2 separate regions of the Homo sapiens genome follow, and region 2 is linked to region 1. Evidence: chromatin loops called from intact Hi-C (ENCODE). Cell type or tissue: heart right ventricle. All regions are shown on one strand. Each heading gives the region's core, and the rest is flanking DNA. Links, peaks and the distances in the headings are about the cores only.

Region 1 (7,695 bases), core at 853-5,852:
CACATTTAATTTGCTCTCTGAATTTTACACAACACAAAGACAAAGGCTGTTTTGCTAAATGTTGTAAACTCTTCTTTATCAGGTTCTCTCAAACATCAGCTTTCTTTGCTTCCATGAGTGCTATTTTCTGAATACCTGAAGTCAGCCTCCCCAGGCAAACTGGAGAGAAGCCACATTGAGCTGTACTTTGCTCACTCTGAAAGGAAAACTTAATTTCTGCTTGTTTGTTTTTCTGATGTCTTTAAAGGAACATCCCTTAATGAGTACTGCAAAGGATACTGCAGAGCTGAGAAGGAATAAAAGAAAAAAAAGACAGGAGACAGGAATTTAGGGCCTGTCTACTTCAATACCTTAGTACCACACAAAACCTACCCACTCTAAGTTGTAAGAAGGGATTCTCTCTAAGTAGTTTGTCAAAATATTGCTTTTCTAACTGCTTCACCAGCACTCCACCCTCTCCCCATTCTATCAGCTCTAGAAGCTTTTTACAGTTATAAACACTTACTGAATATCAGCTACATGCGTGCCAGGTACTGTGCTATGCCATGGATAAATAAGGATACCCTATTCTCATAAAACGTCCCACCCTACAGGAAACAGAACCCTAACATCAGAAGCAAAGCAACCACATACCCCACTGTCAACTTTATTTTCAAATGATGCCTCTGCTCTTTTAATAATATCGCCAGTGATTTTCAACAAGTTAATCATTGTAAAGATATTGGGAAAATTAAATAGGCATATGGAATGTTCTCATCTTCCCTAAAATAACAATACAAACAAAGCATAAAATTAACTCTTTAATTTTTTTTCCAATCCCTGTGGTGTAAGTGACAGGCTCTTTTATATGCAAAGTTATCAAAGGTCAAACGTCTAAGCAGTAACACTTCAGAGGGTTTCTGATAGCTCACTATCTCGCTTCCAAAGCAAAAGCATTGCTGAGAACTGGCATGGAAACTTTTCTCTTTTCTTTTATTGCCTTTTTGTTGTCACAGAAGTTTTTTAAAAGGGAAATTCCTCTCACTCTCAAGAGGGATTCATCCGAAATACACATAACCAATGCATATGTAGTACTCTGGATTTCATTCATTAGAGCAAAAATGGGATCCTTATGAGGCTTCTGGAACCATGGGTACGACGAGATTGGAAACTTCCATTGAGAAACTAAATATGACCTTCAAAAGTAAAACTTCAAAGCCATACAAAGAAGAATAAGGACTGAGGAGGGTGGTATTCCAGCATCTCAGTGATGTTCTATCCATTTACAAAATAATGTTCTAAAGTCTGAACTCACACTGAAAAACAAAGAGTAAATATAGGATGATGAAGTTCCTACCTGCTCTGGTCTCAGGCCCGGGGGGACCCAGGCGTACTCCTCCAATGCACAGCCAGAGTCATCATCTGATGTGGAACTTCTCTGACAGCCAAAGGCCAGTTTGCTCATCTTGGGCTCCATCTCCAAAGGCATAAAGTTTAAAGCCTGGTTTCTCAGTCACAGGACATCAAACAATGGCTGCTGTGAACAATATAAGAAAAAACAAAGACATCTAAAACCTGAATGCATTTCTCTTACCCCCGACCCAGAGCTTTTATTGAATGCTGTTAACAGACAGCTGGGCCCAGAGAAAGTAACCAAATTACTACTGTCACCACCCCCAGGCCCCAGGCCCCCTGAAATTTAAAATTTAGAGCTATATAATTTGGTAGTAGTCTCTTTGCCAGCTCAGAATTTCAGAACATGCCACCAAAGCTAGTTTATTTCCAGGAGCCTTTAAAAGGTGCCTCTCTACAGTCGATTCCTTAGAAAAGTTCTCAAGAAAGTTGATGTGTTGACTTTCTAACTTGCCCACAAATCCTTGTGACATACTGTAAGTTGTAGAAAGAAGTGTCGGGGTCAGGCTACCTGCCTTGCCCACTACTATGCCCCAGGAAAAATGGCTCAAGACCCCACTCGGCACCCCTGTATTTCCTAAGCAATTTTTCCAACTGAGGCAGTGCTGCCTCCTGAGAGTGGGTCCACTCAGCCAAACTGCTTAGGTTTCAGATTTCTAATTATGTTTTGTAAGACACTAAACTGAGTTTACACACAAAATAGAAATAGCACAATTAAATCCTTATACTGCACATTAAATCCTCAAGCCTTTACTAAGGGCTAAAGTCAGTCAGACATTCATCAGTGAGTTCCTTCAACAAACAGTCACTGAATACAGTACTATGTGAAAATAAAATCCAGCTTGGTGACTGTTAATGTTTAATTGCATCATAAGCAGGCATTCGCTGAAAAGTTATGCAGTCAGTGCCTAGTATGTGTGAAATGTCATCAGCCTGCTATGGGCAGAGTAAGATGTAAATCCTCCTCTGAATAAAAAGCCTCCTTGGATGAAGGGCTATAAAAGTGTCAAGACAACATTCCCTGCCCTAGAACCCAGGAACTTTGCTATCACCATTTATGTTCTTTGTATCTTCTGATTATTAAAATCATCCCTCATCCCAGGGCACAAAGAAAAAAATAATAATAGCAGAACTTTCAGAACCAGATGGAGAGATGGAGCTTTTTTATACCTGGGCCTTTCACCCACAAAAAAATGATGTAAAGAAAGAAAATTATAGATAATTATCCCGACCCAATGATTTTAGAGAAAACAAGATTCAGGAAAGTCAAGAGACTTGTCCAAGGTCATATGGCTAAAAGCCAGAGTCTAGTCACACATACACACTGACATGTCAGACTTCCAAAAATTCTTCTGCCTCAATAAACATTCTTCCATCTCAGGAAGGATGTCAAAAAAAAAAAAAAAGTTCTCATTTGCTTAAACAAGTGTAAAAGGCAGTGAAAAGCCATACACTTTCAGCCTGAGACTAAGTCATTTTTCAGTGACTATCTCAATTCAACTCTAAATACTGAGTGTTGGAAAATACTACCTATTAAAACCTTTGATTATTGGCCGGGCGTGGTAGCTCACACCTGTAATCCCAGCACTTTGGGAGGCTGAGGCAGATGGATCACAAGGTCAGGAGTTTGAGCTCAGCCTGGCCAACATGGTGAAACCCCGTCTCTACTAAAAACACAAAAATTAGCCAGGCGTGGTGGTGGGTGCCTGTAATCCCAGCTACTCGGGAGGCTGAGGCAGGAGAATCGCTTGAAACCGGGAGGCGGAGGTTGCAGTGAGCTGAGATTGCACCCCTGGACTCCAGCCTGGGCGACAGAGCGAGACTCCGTCTCGAAAAAAATAAAATAAAATAAAACTTGATTAAAATTTATGGTTTTTCTTTTATAAATGATAGGACATTGAGAAAATTAACATTGTAACAGTTCATAAATGAAGGGCAAGCACCTCATAGCTACAATCTTTATTAGCAGTAGGAGCAATGCCACACATATATTATTCCAACTAATAAATTTAACTTTCATTCACCCTGAACAAGAAGTGAAGATGACCTCATTTCCTACACTACCATTGGGAGGTTATGACCTTTTAAACAAGGCATCATTTCACACAGGTGCGACTCATTCATGTCTTGACTAAGGAAAGGCTTTCTAAACATAGGCGTATTCCTCTGACTCCTCAATAAAAAAGGATGTGTTAATGAGTCAGAAAATGTCTTGGATATTTTGAAAAAACCACTCCCACATGTCAAAGGAAGAGAACCAGAGGTTAAGAATTTAATTAGTAACTCTAAAACTCCTACCAGGAGAATGAGTGCCTTCAATGAAATTTAACCCAAATCATGAAATATGAACATCTGCCCCCTGCTAAATCAGGCTAAGCAGGGAGACACTAAGGTATTTGCTCTGCAGATTTACAAAGAACATAAATATTAAATAGAACCTAAAAATTAAATGTCACTGGATTATAAAACAAGAGAAAACATCACAAATTAAGACAAGCCATGGATTTTCCAAGCCAGCACAAAGATACAGATTGCCGAAGATGTGAATTACTTTTACAGCTGTACTCCCTGATTAGCCTTTTTGTGAAAAATGTGCAGTAAATTACTATCCTAATCAAGGTAAATCAACGTTAGCACTACATGCCACCATCCCACCATCCCCTCCTCCCAATCACCTGGAAGTTCTGGCCACATCTCAATCTTACAATTCCCACAAGTTCATTCCAGCCTTTCAACAAATTACACTGAGGATTGACTGTCATTCATGCACAAAGTAAAGAGTCCAACTGAAGGACATGAGTGACAATACCCTTTTCATTACAGGCATGGCTTTCTGTTTCATTTTTTAGCAGATGGCTAACTTACTTCTCCATGCCTGGCTGGTACCATTAGTGTTACGGCATTTAATCACTGCATCAAGCAACCCACGGTAAGTGGTGTCTCATTTAACAGATGGGGAAACTGGGCCTCAGAGCAATGTCCCTCAGGGTCAATTGCCCAAGGTCAGTAAGTGGTCTTAGGACCGGTCTTGGCTGTGATCCTAAACCCCTGCAACCCCACACTGCCTCCAGGGGGGGAGTGCTGATGGAGCCAATTCCTTTTTCTTTGGTGAATCAGCCAAGCTACCTGCGCTGCAGACACACAAAATGACACAACTGGAAGGTAGTCCACTTTACCCACGGAAGGCATTTTAAGGATATACAGTCAAAAAGGATTGTAAAAATTCAATGGCCTCATGAGCACTTGGTTCAGAGTTTATTCACTGACGAAAGTTTTTCTTTTTCCTTTATATCAGAGAATACTTAAAATGACAAAACCATTCACTCGCAAGTTCTCAGAGCTCATCAAAACACAAACATTAAAAAAATGTTGGCTGGGTGCAGTCGCTCACACCTGTAATCCCAGCATTTGGGAGGCTGGGGGGGGGCGGGGGCAGACCACCTGAGGTCAGGAGTTCAAGACCAGCATGGCCAACCTAGTGAAACCCCAAATCTACTAAAAATATAAAAGTCAGCTGGGCGTGGTGGTATGTCCCTGTAATATCAGCTACTCAGGAGGCTGAGGGAGGAGAATTGCTTGAACCGGAAGTTGCAGTGAGCCAAGATCGCACCATTGCACTCCAGCCTGGGTGACAAGAGCAAAACTCCGTCTCAAAAAAAAAAAAAAAAAAAGTTATATGGCATGGCCTCCACTGGGACCAGGCTGTGCTAAGAGTTGCTACATCATCACTAGCAACTTCTTTTTTCTTTTTTCTTTTTTTTTTTTGAGTTTTGCTCTTGTTACCCAGGCTGGAATGCAATGGCGCCATCTTGGCTCACCGCAACCTCTGCCTCCCAGGTTCAAGAGATTCTCCTGCCTCAGTCTCCCAAGTAGCTGGGATTACAGGCATGTGCCACCACACCCAGCTAATTTCATATTTTTAGTAGAGACGGGGTTTCTCCATGTTGGTCAGGCTGGTCTTGAACTCCTGACCTTAGGTGATCTGCCCACTTCGGCCTCTCAAAGTGCTGGGATTACAGGCGTGAGCCACTGCACCTGGCTAATTTTGTATTTTTAGTAGAGACGGGGTTTCTCCATGTTGGTCAGACTGGTCTCAAACTCCTGACCTCAGGGGATCTGCCCGCTTTGGCCTCCCAAAGTGCTGGGATTACAGGCGTGAGCCACGGCACCTGGCTTCTAGCAACTTATTTACCTGATAACACGAAAACTTCAATTTAGATTTTTCTTTTTCCTATTTATCTGTCACCCAGGCTGGAGTGCAGTGGCACAATCATGGCTTATTGCAGCCTGTCTACCTCCCAGGTCCAAACAATCCTCCTACCTCAGCTTCCCAAGTAGGTGGGACCACGGGCATGTGCCACCACACCAAAGTTTTTTGTTTTTGTTTTTTGTAGAGATGGGGTCTCCCTATGTTGCCCAGGCTGGTCTCAAACTCCTGGACTCAAAATATCCTCCTGCCTCGGCCTCCCAAAGTGCTGGGATTACAGGCGTGAGCCATGGCACCTGACTTCTTTCTTATTTTTAAAGATTGCTTGTACTTGCCAAGAGATCCTGAGAGTCTATTCTTAAGTATATCAGTCGGGTAAAGCAGTGGCAGCTAAACACAGTTCTTACGCTTGTAAAAAGTTACACTAAAAATTATAAAGACGTGGCCAGGCGCAGTAGCTCACGCATGTAATCCCAGCACTTTGGGAGGCCAAGGCGGGTGGATCACCTGAGGTTGGGAGTTTGAGACCAACCTGACCAACATGGAGAAACCCCGTCTCTACTAAAAATACAAAATTATCCAGGTGTGGTGGTGCACACCTGTAATCCCAGCTACTCGAGAGGCTGAGGCAGGAGAATCACTTGAAGCCAGGAGGCAGAGGTTGCGGTGAGCCGAGATCACACCATTGCACTCTAGCCTGGGCAACAAGAGCAAAACTCTGTCTCAAAACAAAACAAAACAAAATATATATATATACACATATTATATATATGTATATACATATGTATATATGTGTATATATGTATATACGTATATATGTGTGTGTGTGTGTGTGTATATATATATATATATATATATATATATATATATATATATATATATATATGACCTCACAAATAACCCTTCCTTAGGCATTTAAAACACTATATGGTATTTACTTTTGTAGCACAGAAGGAAGAAGGGAGCCTGGCCATTCCTTCTGCTCTGGGTCATGGCTGAAGGTCTTCCTGAGGATACCTAACCATGGTTGAATGTGGTCTGCCAAAACATCATGCTTTAAGCCAAGCATATGAGACCACAGGTAAATCAGACCTAATAGAAAAATTCTAATAACTTTATTTTCAGGTATTGTCTCTTAAGGTTGATCACATGAAACGGGCAGAATCAGGTTTAAAAGTAGGCTGCATTATAATGGAAATAGAACTATTCAAAGTTGGGGTTATGACAGAGTAAAACTTTTTTTATGATGCTTCTTTTTTCTTTTGTAGAACCATGCTTAGATGAACTAACAGTGGCCCTGCCCTATACTTTTTTTTTTTTTTTTTTGGTACAATTTTATTTGGACGTTACTTTAAACTTCCAAAAAGTTGCAATAGTAAAAGAACTCTGATGCATCCCTTACCCAGACTCATCAATGGTTTACATTTTGCTCCATTTGCTTTTGCATCATCATCCTCCCTCCCTCTCCCTCTTTCTCTCTCATATGTATACACACTTCTGTGGGATCCATTTGAGAGTGTATTTTTTTACATTCTTTTACCTAACCACAGCTCAAAACATCAGTATTCTTGACTATTCTAAGGCAGATTTATTGTCTTGGTCTTAAAATGCTGTAGCAAACTTAATCATAAATGAATGTCAACTATGCATTAACCAATCCTGTGCTAAGTTTGGAAATAAATCAATAGGCATCCTATTTCTCCAGTGTCTCTCTATAATTTTGAATGTAAATAAACCTCATAATGAAGGAGAAAGAAAAGCAAAACAGTTTTCAGAGATGGGTTTGTTCAGGTTCCAAATAGTCTGACCATTAAGGAGGTGTGTGGAGGGCACAAAACCTTTTAACAGCTACCACCACCATCAAAGATGGCATTGGGAGGGGGTGGTCAAGCACAAGGAACTGCTGTTAGAACTTAATTCTCTAGCAGGTTCATGAGTTCTTTGCAGACACTATTTTGAAAACTAAAAGCCTACTATCAGAGTCAAGTAGAGAAATAAATGTCAAACAGAAAAGAAGGGTATGGTCACAAGGGAGGTGAGAAAGAAGCCCAAGGTCATGTAGAGAGAGCTGGGATACTCTTTTTTTTTTTTTTTAG
Region 2 (7,695 bases), core at 1,835-6,834, 350 kb before region 1:
CTGCAGAGTTAACGGTCTAGAAGTGGATGAAGATTCACAGTCACAACAAATGCGGTAAATACAATAACCAAGAGGAGACAGAGAAGGGAGATGAAGTGAGCAGTGAGAGGAGACTATAATTGTTTGGGAAATGATGAGTACAACGGTTAAGGGAGAAGGAAGGAAGCAAGCAGCCAGGAGCAACAGTGTGAAAGGAGACAAGAAGAGTTAATGTAGACTGACATGTGGAGAAAGTCCGTTGTAAACATGATACAAAACACAGATGAAGGAAAGTCTGAGGAGCTAGAGCATGAGTTCAGGTTTGAACATGAGTCTCTGAGGCATTTGAATCAGAAAGGTAAAAATGACCAATATGCAACTAGAAATACAGGTCTGGCTCTCAGAAAAGAACTCTGAATTGGAGCTATCAGTTAAACAAATTATCCTGTGACTATTCAGGGAATGGGGAGAGAAAAGAGCAGAGTCCTAAGAAATGCAGATCATTTAGAAAGCAGCGTTAGAGGAGTCCAGGAGGAGAGAGATCAAAGAGCTGAGTAACTGGTCTGGTCTCAAAAGCCAGAGGCTAACAGAGCTGACAGAAAAAGGAAGTAGTAAACAGTGTCAAATGGGTAAGAGAAATAAAATTAAGCCCCAGAACAATAATTCAGAGGTGGGGTGATGACAGTAAGAGTCAGGTGGCAGACAGCTGAGGTGTGAAGTTCTTTTTATTAAAAGAAGTAAAACCAAGGCTGAGCACAGTAGCTCATGCCTGTAATCCCAGCACTTTGGGAAGCCAAGGCAGCAGGATCACTTGAGCTCAGTTGTTCATGACCAGCCTGGGCAACATAGCGAGACAGCGAGACCTTGTCTTCACTAATATTAAAAAAAAAAATTATTTGGCTATGGTGGCATGCACCTGTAGTCCCAGCTACTTAGAGGACTCAGGCAGGAGGATCACTTGAGCCCAGGAGGTCCAGGCAGCAGTGAGCCCTGGTGGTGCTACTGCACGCCAGCCTGGGCGACAAAGTGAGACTATCTCAAAAAAACAAACAAACCAAACAAAACCCAGAAGCAAAACCAGTAGGAACTTTTTTTTTTTTTTTTTTGAGACAGAGTCTCACTCTGTCACTCAGGCTGGAGTGCAGCGGTGTGGTATTGGTTCACTGCAACCTCTCCCTCCCGGGTTCAAGCGATTCTCGTGCCTCAGTCTCCCAAGTAGCTTGAACTAAAGTTGCGCGCCACCATGCCTGGCTAATTTTTGTATTTTTAGTTGAGACGGGGTTTCACCATGTTGGCCAGGCTGGCTCTCGAACTCCTGACCTCAGGCGATCGGCACGCCTTGGCCTCCTAAAGTGCTGGGATTACAGGCGTGAGCCACACCCCTCCAGCCAGTAGGGAGGTACTCAAAAGAAGCTTGCTGATGAAGGGAAAGAGAGGATTGAAAACAAACTGTTGCAGGGATTTTTGATTTTGTTTTAAAGACATAAAGCCAGGCACAGTGGCTCATGTCTATAATTCCAGCACTTTGAGAGGCAATGGAATAGTGTGTTGCCATTGACATGAGAAATATGAAGACCATACTACACTGAAAAGTATTAAAATTTTAAGCTCAGGATTCAAGATTAGGCCGGGGGCGGTGGCTCATGCCTGTAATTCCAGTATTTTGGGAGGCCGAGGCGGCCAGATCACCTGAGCTCAGGAGTTTGAGAACAGCCTGAGCAACATGGTGAAACCCCCTCTCTACAAAAACAGCTGGGCGCAGTGGCAGATGCCTGTAGTCCCAGCTCAGGAGACTGAGGCAGGAGAATCGCTTGAGCCCAGGAGGCAGCGGTTGCAGTGAGCCAAGATCATGCCACTGCACTCCAGCCTGGGAGACAGTGAAACCCTGTCTCAAGAAAAAAAAAAAAAAAAAAATTCAAGATTAGTCTACACCAGAATCACAACTATGTAAAAGCATATGATGATATGAATGATGAAAACACTTGTAATAGGAGTTGAGGCCATTTTAGTTTTTATATTATGTTCACTGTATAATAAATTAATTGGGAGAATATGATCACCCAAATAATATTTGATCAAAGTTATACAAATAATTCAAGTTGGGAAAGTAAGGTACCCAACTAAGGGCCCCCTGGTGCCAGGCAGAATGTGACATCAAAAGTGGTAGTAAAGGGGAATTCCAAAGAAGCTTTACCAGTATTAAAGTAGATACTGAGATGGAGGGCAAGAATGATTTGGCAGTTGTATGGCATTTGGGCTTGTATGCATATTTGAAATAGGGTGATTAAATGTGAGGGAATCGTTAGTTCTAAATAAGAAACTAAGTTTGAGAAATTTTTACATAATTATATGACACAAAATGTTTGCTTTTTTTAAATGTAATAGCATGATATAATGGATGCAATATTACGGGTAGAAAGTATAACAGAGGAAAGGCATATAACTTCTGAAGTCTCAAATTTAGGTTACAGGCACAAGGCTTACAACATTATGTATCCATCCACATATGATTTATTCCACGGAATACTTGGGAGCATTAGGAAAATGAGTTAGAGGAGCCAAAACAAAAGGAATGGTAAGCAGAGAGTCCAGGATTCCGACTAGGTAAATTTCCCTGGGACACTCCTGCAGTCAGTAAGGAGGAAAGATTATTATTACTCACGCTGTAATTTACAAAAGGGTCTGGGTTGTATAAATCAGAGTATGCTGAACTTTTCAAGTTTACCCAGCTTCAAGCTAGTGGAATTATGTGGCAAGGCAAAGTGGTTCTTGTCAATACTATATTCATTTGCAAATATTCGTAAGAATGAAAACATACAAAACTTCAATTATCCAAAAGTATAACCAAACTGAAAGGTTAGATTATCTTTAAAAGTTAATTTTTAAAAGCTGGAATATTACTTGGCTCATATTAAAATTTCAATCACCCAATCTCTTCCACAGCAACAGGATATAACTAAACTATCTGATTTGAACCTATTCCCCACCAGTTCTTCATGGGATGCATACTGTATTGAGAATGCAAGAATTTACAAATATGTACAATTAATAGATACTTACAATGCAGTTCTTACAGAGAGGAGAATGGTGGTTACCAGGCACTGGAGGTGAAGGGGTGGGAGAGAGTATGTGATGGAAAGATGTTGACCAAAGAATACAATACAAACTTCCAGTCAGAAGGAATAAGTTCTCAAGATCTACTGCACAGCAAGGTGTCTACAGATAATTATGTTTATTTCAAAACTGCGAAGAGAATAGGTTTTAAATGTGCCCATTACAAAAAAAAGATAAATATGTAAGATGATAAACATGTTAATGAGCTTGATATAATCAGTCCACAATATATACAGACACCAAAACATCGCTTTATGCCCCATAAATACATAGAATTATTGTCAATTAAAAATAAATTTTTTAATTAAAAGTTTTTAAAAATGAAGTTCTTCCTATCTCAAACACTTCACCTCCTGTCCTTGAAACTAGCTAATTTCCAGATCATCATCTGGTCACTCCCTCCAAGTCTTCCCTGATGCTTTAAGATGACTCATCATAGCAACAACTTGTCACACTCTATTGTAATTTCAGGTTTACTAGTGTGAAACTCCCATCAGAACGTAAGCTCCAAAAGGATGGAGCCACAATTAACCTGACCCAAGAGTCCAGTGCTTACCACCTAGCACAGCGTGTGGCAAATATAATGAGTAGAATTAATATTTATTTTATTTGTTTTTTTGAGACAGGGTCTTGCTCTGGGCTGAAGAGCAGTGGCGTCATCACAGCTCACTGCAACCTCAACCTCCACGGCTCAAGCAATCCTCCCACCCAAGCCAGCGCATGCCACCATGCCTGGGTAATTTAAAAAAAAAATTTGTAGAGACAGGGTCTTGCTTTTGTTGCCCAGGCTGGTCTTGAACTCCCGGGCTCAAGCAATACTCCCGCCTCAGCCTCCCAAAATGCTGAGATTACAGGCGTGAGCCACCATACCCAACCTAGACTATTTAAATGAATCATAAAGACGCAGTAAATAGATACTCTTCTAAGGAATTTTACTCTTGGGAAGAGCATTTCAAACCTTTGCCCCACTCTCCTCTGCCACTGTATCAGGGAGATAGTCTGAGAGTCACTGCCTTATCGTATTCTTATCAATACCTGTTTCTTTCATTCTAGATTAGAGCAGGAAGGGACCTAAGAGGTCAGAGTACCCAATACCTTCATTATCCAGAGAAGTGAATAAAGCCGAACTAGTCAGTAACTTAAAAGGTCAATAAACATTAAAGGAAGAAGTAGCCAGGAGCTGCTCCTCCATCTGCTCCTCCATTAAATACTTATCTTTATCCTCCTATTCCCAGTATTCAATCTCTCTACTAATAACGAATATAATCCTTCTCCAGTTGTCCCCATCCACTATAGTACACAAGCTTTTAGATAAATGCCATATTTTATATATATAGATATATCTGTAAACGTCAGTAGAAGCCTATTTTTATCCTAGTTTATCACTTTATCAACTGTTACCAAAAGTTAGATCATAAATTCTCTTAAGAACAGTGGTTTGTCTTAATAACATCTAAGAAAATTTAAAGCATTTATACACAGTATGTACTAAAAAATAGCAATAACAACTACAAAATGGGAAAAATAGAAAACCCAATAAGAAAATAAATTATTTGTATAATATCATAAGAAACATTCTTACATCCTATTACAAAGGTTTTATTATCAACTATCTAACCTTATCTACACTGATCTACCAATTAAATATTAAGTGCCTACCTAAAAGCCGCTTCCCAAAAGCAGTTCATTCCACAAACATCAGAGGGCAGCATCCAATAGGGATTCCAGTAACACAGAGAGAAATCTTTACACCTAACAGAGTAAGACAGAAATAAGAGTCCTGTGTGAGTATTTTGGTTTGGAACTAACAAGGAATTTACTCAGTAACACGATAACTTACTGTTCTATTTTAAAGCAAATAAAATTATAAATCCAAATTGCTATGATAAAGATTTTGGAAAACTGATTTCTCCCTTACTTAGGGCACCATTATTTTAAATAGAACTTTAAAACCCTGAAGGTAGACTATACTATAGATTGGGAAACAGTGTTTCCGTCGGAGAGTCTCCTGATAAAATCCCCTCCTCAGATAACACAGACAAATATGTCTTCTAAAATTTTCTTCACAGGCTACACATATACCCCTAGAACAAAATCCCTTTGGGACAAACAAAATATTTGCTTATCCTCAAACATAATAAAAATGCCACCAATACTGGCAGAAAGGGAAAAGAAGATCTTTAAATGCTTTTAAATTAATCCTCAATCCAAACTACTTGTATGGTGTTTTAAACTGAAAAATAAAACATAACAGCCAAGATGTATATGAAAATGGTCAATATCACTAATCATCAGGGAAACGCACATTAAAACCACAATGAGAGAACATCTCACCCAGTTAAAATGGTTATTATCAAAAAGGCAAAAAACAAATCCTGGCAAAGGTATGAAGAGAAAAGGAAACACTCATACACTGCTGGTAGGAACATACATTACTACAGTCACTATAAAAAAAAACAGTATATAGAGATTCCTCAAAAAACTGAAAATAGAACTACCATATGATCCAGCAACCCCACTGCTGTGTGTATATATACATACATATACACACATGCATACACACATACACAGACAGGCACAGTGGCTCACATCTATAATCCCAGCACTTTGGGAGGCTGAGGTAGGTAGACTGCTTGAGGCTAGGAGTTCAAGATTAGCATGGTCAACATAACAAGACTCCGTCTCTAAAAATAAAAAATTAGCTGGACATGGTGGCATTTACCTTAAGTCCCAGCTACTCAGGAGGCTGTGGTGGGAGGATGGCATGAGCCCAGGAGTTTGATGTTGCAATAAGCTGTGACTGTGCTACTGCACCCCAGCCTGGCTGAACACAGCAAAAGAGACTCTGTCTCAAACAAAAACAAAAAAAATTTTTAACCACCCTCCCTGCCCCAAAAAAACCCGAAAATCATGCTGATATTCACAGCCTAGTATCATTATCTACATAATCTCAGTTCCATATTATACAAGCTAAAATGGAAGATCAAGTCTGGTCTTTCTTGTTAGGTTGCATGTTGGAGCCAAAACGGAAAAAAGAAAACACCTTACATTACAAAAAAATTGTTTTTCATCGTGATTTCTTTTCAAAATAATAGTCTAAAAGTCACTGGGTACTAAAGTATGTATGAAGTCAGGGTGAGTCACTAAACCAGGTCACTTCATTATCTCATCACTATGCAGCTTTGTTTTCTCTCATTATGAATTCAATTATGAGTTACTGTGCTTATATCAAATGGTCTATGAAATTTCTGATTTGCAAAAATCTGATCACATCTCTCACAAATGGCAACAGTCTAAGGCAGGGGTTCTTAGCCCTGGTAGAGGGTGCCACACAAGACCTATTAAATCAGAATCTCTAGAAACGGTCTGGCACTGGTGGTTTTTAAAATGCTGCCTAAGTAATTGTGTATACTACTGCATAAAGAACAAGGTTGGAATTTCTTAACCAACAGAAAAAAGTTACATTATAACTTTGTTTTCCTCTAAAGGGACACCACATTCTAGCATAGCACAAAAGGCTACATATCTTCATTTAAAAGGCTGAACCAGAAAGAGAAGAAAATGTGTATGTATCGGTAAAACTTATGACTTGATTAGAAAATCTGTGTTTGTACCCTCTCAGGCATGGCTATGTATTTTCTTAAGTCTTTGATTTCATACCACACAGTCAGACTCATTGATGGTAATAACAACTAACAGAGTTATTTTCAGATTCAAGCACTTTCACACCCATTTAGACTCACTAGAAACGTTTTAAGGTAGGTATGATCTCCGTCTTTCAGATACAGATGATAGCACAGCTTTATTTCAACAAATGCACAATTTATTTACAATCAACACCTAATGTGTACCTTTGTTCTACGAAGACGATAACTAATCAGGTTATTCCATATCCCCTGTCAAACTCTACAACAGTGAAACATGGAAATAGAAATCTCAAAAACAAATTCAATTTTTCTATAAAATTAATTAAAATTATATATATTTAACAATACCATTTGCAGCCTCAACTTGTACTTTAAGTTACAAAACAAATCAGTTATGTGTTGTTTTCCAAACCTGCCTGGTCCTCAGGTCACTTGTTAAAAATACAGATATAGGATCCTATCCCATACCCAGTTAATCAAGACTCCCCAGAGAAGTGGCCTAAAAAGCTGAATTTTTCACCAATATCCGCAGATAAGTCTTAAAATCAGACCTGAATGAGAAACATTGTGTATCAAGGAATAACTAGAGTCAGCTTGAAATTTTTTTATCGCAGTACTGATCATTTCTCTTATGATAATCCTGTTTACTCCAACTTAAAAATGATTAAATTTTGAAAATTTGTGTTTCTACGAATACTTCAATCAATACATTTTATTAAGTACCGTTTAGAAAATTTTTTAAAGCCTAAGAAACAAATTACCCACCACTATTAACATTTTCGTATCTTTACTACCCCATATTTCAAAAATATCTTCCTACAAATATTTGACTAGAAAAGTTAACGTGTATGTTGCCAACATGCAGAAGTTGCTGAAACTACTTGATCTTCGTTAGTCTCAAGAAAACGCCCACGTGAGCTAGAGAGCACACCTCAAACTCCCTGTTCTCAGGAAA

What was found. Peaks named below come from ENCODE experiments on the same cell type or tissue, not always from the same donor. Only the 100,000 strongest peaks of a DNase experiment are listed, where the experiment ranks them.
Region 2: it touches region 1 in a loop (3-fold over the local background); 16 of 110 quality-filtered maps call a loop at or near these places.

Annotation. Positions count from the first base shown.
Region 1 is chr12:42,471,049-42,478,743 of GRCh38, forward strand. PRICKLE1 (prickle planar cell polarity protein 1) reads right to left here. Exons shown (of 8, transcript NM_153026.3): 2 at 1,337-1,516. The coding sequence starts at 1,468. Among named protein-coding and RNA genes, the nearest start is that of PRICKLE1, 110 kb to the right of the region's middle. RefSeq lists an enhancer at 4,293-4,362. In heart right ventricle, for the core only: no CTCF peak of the experiment used is centred there; no DNase peak of the experiment used is centred there; H3K27ac peaks cover 2,538 bases.
Region 2 is chr12:42,125,007-42,132,701 of GRCh38, forward strand. It overlaps GXYLT1 (glucoside xylosyltransferase 1), which reads right to left. Exons shown (of 8, transcript NM_173601.2): 2 at 4,753-4,845. Among named protein-coding and RNA genes, the nearest start is that of GXYLT1, 16 kb to the right of the region's middle. In heart right ventricle, for the core only: CTCF peaks have their summits at 4,795 (motif pointing right) and 4,999; a DNase peak (open chromatin) is centred at 5,861.